2 separate regions of the Homo sapiens genome follow, and region 1 is linked to region 2. A link is a loop called in an ENCODE intact Hi-C map of the cell type or tissue named here. Cell type or tissue: dorsolateral prefrontal cortex. All regions are shown on one strand. Links, peaks and the distances in the headings refer to the core of each region. The heading gives the core; the rest is flanking DNA. Region 1 overlaps AOX1 (aldehyde oxidase 1). Region 2 holds the start of LINC01792 (long intergenic non-protein coding RNA 1792).

Region 1 (2,920 bases), core at 169-2,668, 120 kb before region 2:
AAGTGACATATTGTCACCAGGTAACCAATTATAGACTCCTCCAATTAGTAGCAAACTAATATAATTTCTGGGTGACTCAAGCGATGTAATTTAAAACTTTTGCCTTGTAGTCTTATACCCCTCCTCTCTTTAAAAATAATAGCTTTTGTTGGTTTTATTTAATTTTTTTTTTTGAGACAGGGTCTCTGTCACCCATGCTGGAATACAGTGGTGTGATATCATAGCTCAGTGCAGCCTCAACTTCCTGGACTCAAGCAATTCTCCCACCTCAGCCTCCCAAATAGCTGAGACCACAGGCATGCACCACCATGCCCAGCTAATTTCTTTATTTTTTTGGAGAGACAGAGTCTTACCATGTTGCTCAAGCTGGTCTTGAACTCCTGGACTCAAGCAATCCTGCTGCCTTGGCTTCCCAAAATGCTGGAATTACAGGCATGAGCCATGACACCTAGCTGGTTTTATTTTCTATTAAAATTATGTAAATTAGAAAAAATAACCACCATGTGTATTGTTGAAAGCCTTTCCCCCCATCCAGCTCTAGGCTGTGCAATGTTCAGTCTTGTGTAAAGAACCAAATGACTCACTTCCCTCAGTCCTGAGGAATGTTCTTGCTGGGGACCAGAATCCTTCCCCTGTAGGGCAGCGACAGGGATGCAGCCTGTGTCCCCCTTTCTACACAGCTGGCAGGCAACATGGAACCTTTATGCTTATTTGCAATGGTGTACTTTGACTCTGATGTTTTCCTGGCTTAAGTATTTTCTTCCTTTCTATTTTATTTACTTAGCTTCTATCTTCTTGTTGGATCAGTTTGTAAGTCCTCATATCATTTAGGAGAGTATATGAGAGAATCATAAGAAACATAGAGCTGGTGGAAGCCAGTTACCTACCGTATTCATCTGGCTATTCATAATATGAGGAAATATGTATGCACCTTTCAGAGTATATGTCCTTGAGTCAGGGAGCTGCTTGTATTTCTGGGGTTCTGAATAGGGTGAGTGCTTAATATACGTGAGACTTCAGAGTAGAGATGCTTGCTAAGACTCATGCTAGCCTCACTTCCAAAATCATTCTGGTGCATTCAAACTATTTAAAATATCTGCAATGGTTCTACTTTTCAGGATCCAGTTCACTATCCTAGCCTTGCAGACAAGTATGAAAGTGCTTTAGAAGATCTTCATTCCAAACATCACTGCAGTACATTAAAGTACCAGGTGAGCGGTATTTCTTGTTTTTAAAAATTCACAATCTGGGCTATAGTGATTTGACCTGGACATTCCCACTGTCTCTCCGTGAAACTCAAGCTCTGTAAGTCCAAGCTCCACTTCTGGTAAACTCACAGCCTCTTTATGGGTAACTAAAATTCCAAAATCAATGAAGAATTTGATTAAAGACAAATCTAGCAGTGGTAATATTAAAGAAGAATGTTGATTTGGGTCTTAAAGGTTACGTGCTTTGCACTGTGGCCTTGTACCACAGACACGCATGAGATGGCCACCTTGTCACGTGTTTTCTGCCCTGGGCACTGCAGGCATCAGAGTCCAATAAAGCCACGCTCTGCGGCAAGGCCATGGGCTGCTTTGCTTTCATTTTCAGAGGAAAAGACACAGCCCCTAGAGGTTGATGAAAATTCAATAATGCTTTTAAAAAGAACTGCTGATTTGTTTAGCTTGAATGTTAAGATATTTTACTCCCTTAGTCTCTATTCTTCTAGTGATTTTTCTGTGAGTTACATTTTAGAGTTGAATCAAACGTAAGTACTAAGAGCTTTTTGTGCTCTCGTAATGAAGGCTATTAGAAAACAGGATTCCTAACTCTCAAATGGAATTTTCTGCCACATCATAAAAATATGCCTGAAGTCACCCTGTTGGTAAAGTGGATACAGTTTGGTGGGTTTTTCCTTGAAATTATTATCAGGAAACTTGACCTCGAGAGTTTTAGTAAGTCAAGAACATGAAAAGGCTTTTTAAAGCATTTGTTCACTGAAACTATTGTTGGATTTGGTTGTGAAAGCTTATAGTATGTCGTAATGAACATTGACGTTGGTGTGTATTCCTTGAGGTTTTAGGTTCAATATGTTTAAAAATTAAAATGCACCAAACTCCATTGAAAATGATTGTTTTGAAAGTTAAAAACAGCTGCCATCTCCCCGGTGTTCTTTTCAAATATGATAGTTGAACCCTTTGGCTTATAAATACCCTAATATTTCTTAGACAATGGAATAAACTTCAGAAAGAAACAACAACAAATTAATGGATATTGAAATCATCCAAAGAAAAAGGAAAATCTTCACATAGTGCATGATCTTGAATGAGAGTTTATCATTGATTGCAAAACAAAGTTTTAGATGCAATATGTCTGCCACATAGATGAGTTTTGTTTTTGTTTTGCCCGTGGTTTTTCACACACACATACAAACATCCACATTGCTAGAGCAACGTCAGCACTCACGAAGAGCATTTTTCCCCTAAATCAGTTCATTTGCTTTGAAAATATTTTGACACAGCTTCAAAAGATCACCAGTTTGAGGAGACAGCATTCTTCCTTCCATAGTATCTTTAGCCAAATACTAAGCAGAAGCAGGTAATTGAGGACAGCTTCTTTCACCAGTAGATTTATCACAACTAACTGCAAAAAAAAAAAAAAAAAAAAAAAAATGTATGATATCTTTGACGGTAGGACAAAGACATTTTTTGGAATTTTTCCTCAGTTTTTTGGCAGGCCTCACACAACATGGTTTCAAAAGACTTTTTTTCAATGTGATGAAGTGTTTTGTTTGTTACAGTGAAATGTGTTATGTCAGTTAACTCCCAGACCCATTACAGATACCTATGAATGTCTTTCCTTAATGTCTGAGCTTATGAATTATCTGGAATTTTGCTTTTCAGGATGAAAAAACTTCTTAGGGTTTTAAAAAGAAGAT
Region 2 (2,920 bases), core at 125-2,624:
TTTCATCTCATTTCTTGACTCTCATCTTTTACACTTATTTTAATGATTTGACTATTGTATTTGTATTTAATATGAATGCTTTCTATAAATAGACTCATGTAAGGCTTGTTTAGGAAATAAGTGAAATTGAATTAAATACGTATGTCTAACATGAATCTATTAAGTTTCTCAGCAGATGAAAAAGACCTTCCTTATAACAACACTTGTCATACCTGAAGAACATTATTTAGCCAGTTCTTAATCTTCTCTTTACCAGAATTGATCACAAAAATTTTAACTCATTTTTAGCTTTTGAAACAATGACAAGTTTACAGAAAATTTGCATGTACAGTACAAAGAATTTTTTTTACCCTGAATCATTTGAGAGTAAATTGCTGACCTAATGCCCCAAACCCCTGAACACTTAAGAGTTTAGTCCTACACACTATACAATATACCCATCAGAATCCAGAAATTAACAGCAGTTCACAACTACTATCTAATTATCAGACTCCATTCAAGATTCGCCAGTTGTCCCAATCAAGTATTTTATAGCAAAAATATTCAATACAGAATCTCACTTTTCATTTAGTTGTCCTGTCTCTGAGGTGTCCTGGAGCAGGAATCAGGTCTCCCCTCTCTCTTTGACATCATGACTTTGACACTTCGGAAGAGTTTGGCCAGTTATCTTGTCCAATGTCTCCCATTTTGAGTTTGTCTATTGTTTTGTCGTGGTTAGATCGATGTTATGAGTCTTTGTCAGAATATTACAAAAGTGACTCTGTGTTCCCCTCATGGCATCCTGCCAGGTGACACATGACTTCAACATGTCCCACTTGGTTAAGATGGTGTCTACCAGGACTCTCCACAGTGAGGTGGTTTTTCTCCTTCTGTAGTTAATAAATATTCTGTGGGGAGATACTTTGAAACTATGTAAATATATTGTTCCTCATTAAACTTTCTGTTTATTTTTTATTATTATTATTATTTTTTGAGACAGACTCTCGCTCTGTCGCCAGGCTGGAGTGCAGTGGTGCAATCTCAGCTCACTGCAACCTCCACCTCCCAGATTCAAGCAATTCTCCTGCGTCAGCCTCCCGAGTAGCTGGGACTACAGGTGTGCGCCACCACGCCCAGCTAATTTTTGTATTTTTAGTAGAGACAGGGTTTCACCATGTTGGCCAGGATGGTCTCGATCTCTTGACCTCGTGATCCACCCGCCTCAGCCTCCCAAAGTGCTGGGATTACAGGCGTGAGCCACTGCGCCTGGCCAACACTCTTTTTGTTACTGCCATTCTACCCCTCAGGTCCACCCCACAGCCTGTCCAATTAGCTATGTGAGTTAACTGCTCAGTTTGGTCTCTGCAAAGCAGAGCTAAAACAAACAATGCGCCTTCCTTTAGGGCTCTTAAAATTAAAGCATGAGTACCCTCTAGTGGCTTGCAGGAAAGTTTCCACGATTCTCGAACTTTTCCTAAGTCCCAGATGAGTGAAGGACACTGGCAGGGGTGGGATGTACTGGAGCCAGATGTGTTCCCCACCAGCACACCCAGGAAATACATTTTTGCACAGCTGTAATTTTGACTTAAACATTTGTTTAAGGTTTGCATGCTCAATCATATGACCTACATGTTTGGCTCAGTATACATTTGTTTTCTCAAAATCTTTAGTATAGTGAGTGCTCCAGAAAGTCATTGCATGTTTACCTCATAGACCCATGAACTCTGAAAAGCATAGAGTTCCACTGAAATGCCCTTTCTGAGAATCAAAGTTGAAGTTCTTTTCACTTGCATTGGAAGAAACCTAGATTTTGTGACCAGAGATGGAATAAAATATGAATAGAACCACATTAAGTAGAATGTTCTCAGTATAGCCTGGCAGAAGGTGTGTCGTGCCTAGCATGAGGTGACATGGTGATGTGTGCAATGGAAATGGAGTTATTTGGCTTCAAACTGTGTTTGAACTCTTATGAGGATTCAGGCAATAGAGCAGACAGGGATACTTCAATCCCCACTGGGGTTGAACTGCCCTTTTCCCTCTGTGTCAAATAAGAGGTGGTGATGCTGGTCTATGTGATGCTTCTGACCTTAATAATAATTATGTTTTTTTGTTTCTGGTTTCTCCTCCACTAATAAGGCTCTGGGTCTTCTCCTTAGGGAGAAGGAATTGTATGACTGAAAAAAAAAAAAAAAAAAAAAAAAGCTTGATTTTCCTAGTACTCCTGCAACGATAAGGCAGGCCAGGACCTTCCAGAAGTTAAAAAACAGGCTCCACTGAAACCTGTGATAAGGAAGCAACAGACCATCACTGATGGGTCTGGGATGAAATTAGATCCCCTGTTACAGAGTACATTTTAGGAGACGCTAAAACAGAAACAGGGTGAGAACTCCAGGCTGAGACATTCCAGCGGGGAGGGATAGTTTAGATTTGTTTAGCATAAGGATAACAAGGAGCAGCTCATGGTTCCCTTATCAACTAAATTAGCTGAGATTACTGAGGCAGCGGGGTGTTGCATGAGTATGCTGGCAAGGTGGGGGAGGTGTCATGCCAAGTACATTCTTAATATTGATAAAATACAGCTATGTAGGAGGGTGAAATATTCTCAAAGATTAGTCAACAAGAGATAAATCAAAGCCCAACCTGATAAAAACAGACTAACTGCAATTAGAACCAGCCCAGCTAGTAATGTCAAGTCACTCTACGTTAGTGTTTCATTCTGCAAACCCCGGGTGTGAAGGATTAATTTTAAAAGGCTGCCTAACTCATCTCCTGGGGGTTTGGGTGACTACTTCACTTTTTAAGACTGATTTGAACCCTTTCATCCTTACTGAAGAAAAACCCTGAAGCTCATGCTAATATCCTGCCAATACTCACAACTTATGGCTCCAAAGTTGGTTGAAATTTTGAATTATTTCCTTGCCAGTTAGCAAATAGCATTACT

What was found. Peaks named below come from ENCODE experiments on the same cell type or tissue, not always from the same donor. Only the 100,000 strongest peaks of a DNase experiment are listed, where the experiment ranks them.
Region 1: it touches region 2 in a loop (20-fold over the local background); 2 of 110 quality-filtered maps call a loop at or near these places.

The regions. Positions count from the first base shown.
Region 1 is chr2:200,614,853-200,617,772 of GRCh38, forward strand. AOX1 (aldehyde oxidase 1) reads left to right here. Exons shown (of 35, transcript NM_001159.4): 16 at 1,119-1,211. Among named protein-coding and RNA genes, the nearest start is that of AOX1, 30 kb to the left of the region's middle. In dorsolateral prefrontal cortex, for the core only: no CTCF peak of the experiment used is centred there; a DNase peak (open chromatin) is centred at 1,529; H3K27ac peaks cover 635 bases.
Region 2 is chr2:200,734,477-200,737,396 of GRCh38, forward strand. It overlaps LINC01792 (long intergenic non-protein coding RNA 1792), which reads right to left and starts at 701. Exons shown (of 3, transcript NR_037886.1): 1 at 561-701. It also overlaps the pseudogene AOX3P-AOX2P and the pseudogene AOX3P. In dorsolateral prefrontal cortex, for the core only: a CTCF peak has its summit at 1,418 (motif pointing left); a DNase peak (open chromatin) is centred at 775; H3K4me3 peaks cover 1,178 bases; H3K27ac peaks cover 1,741 bases.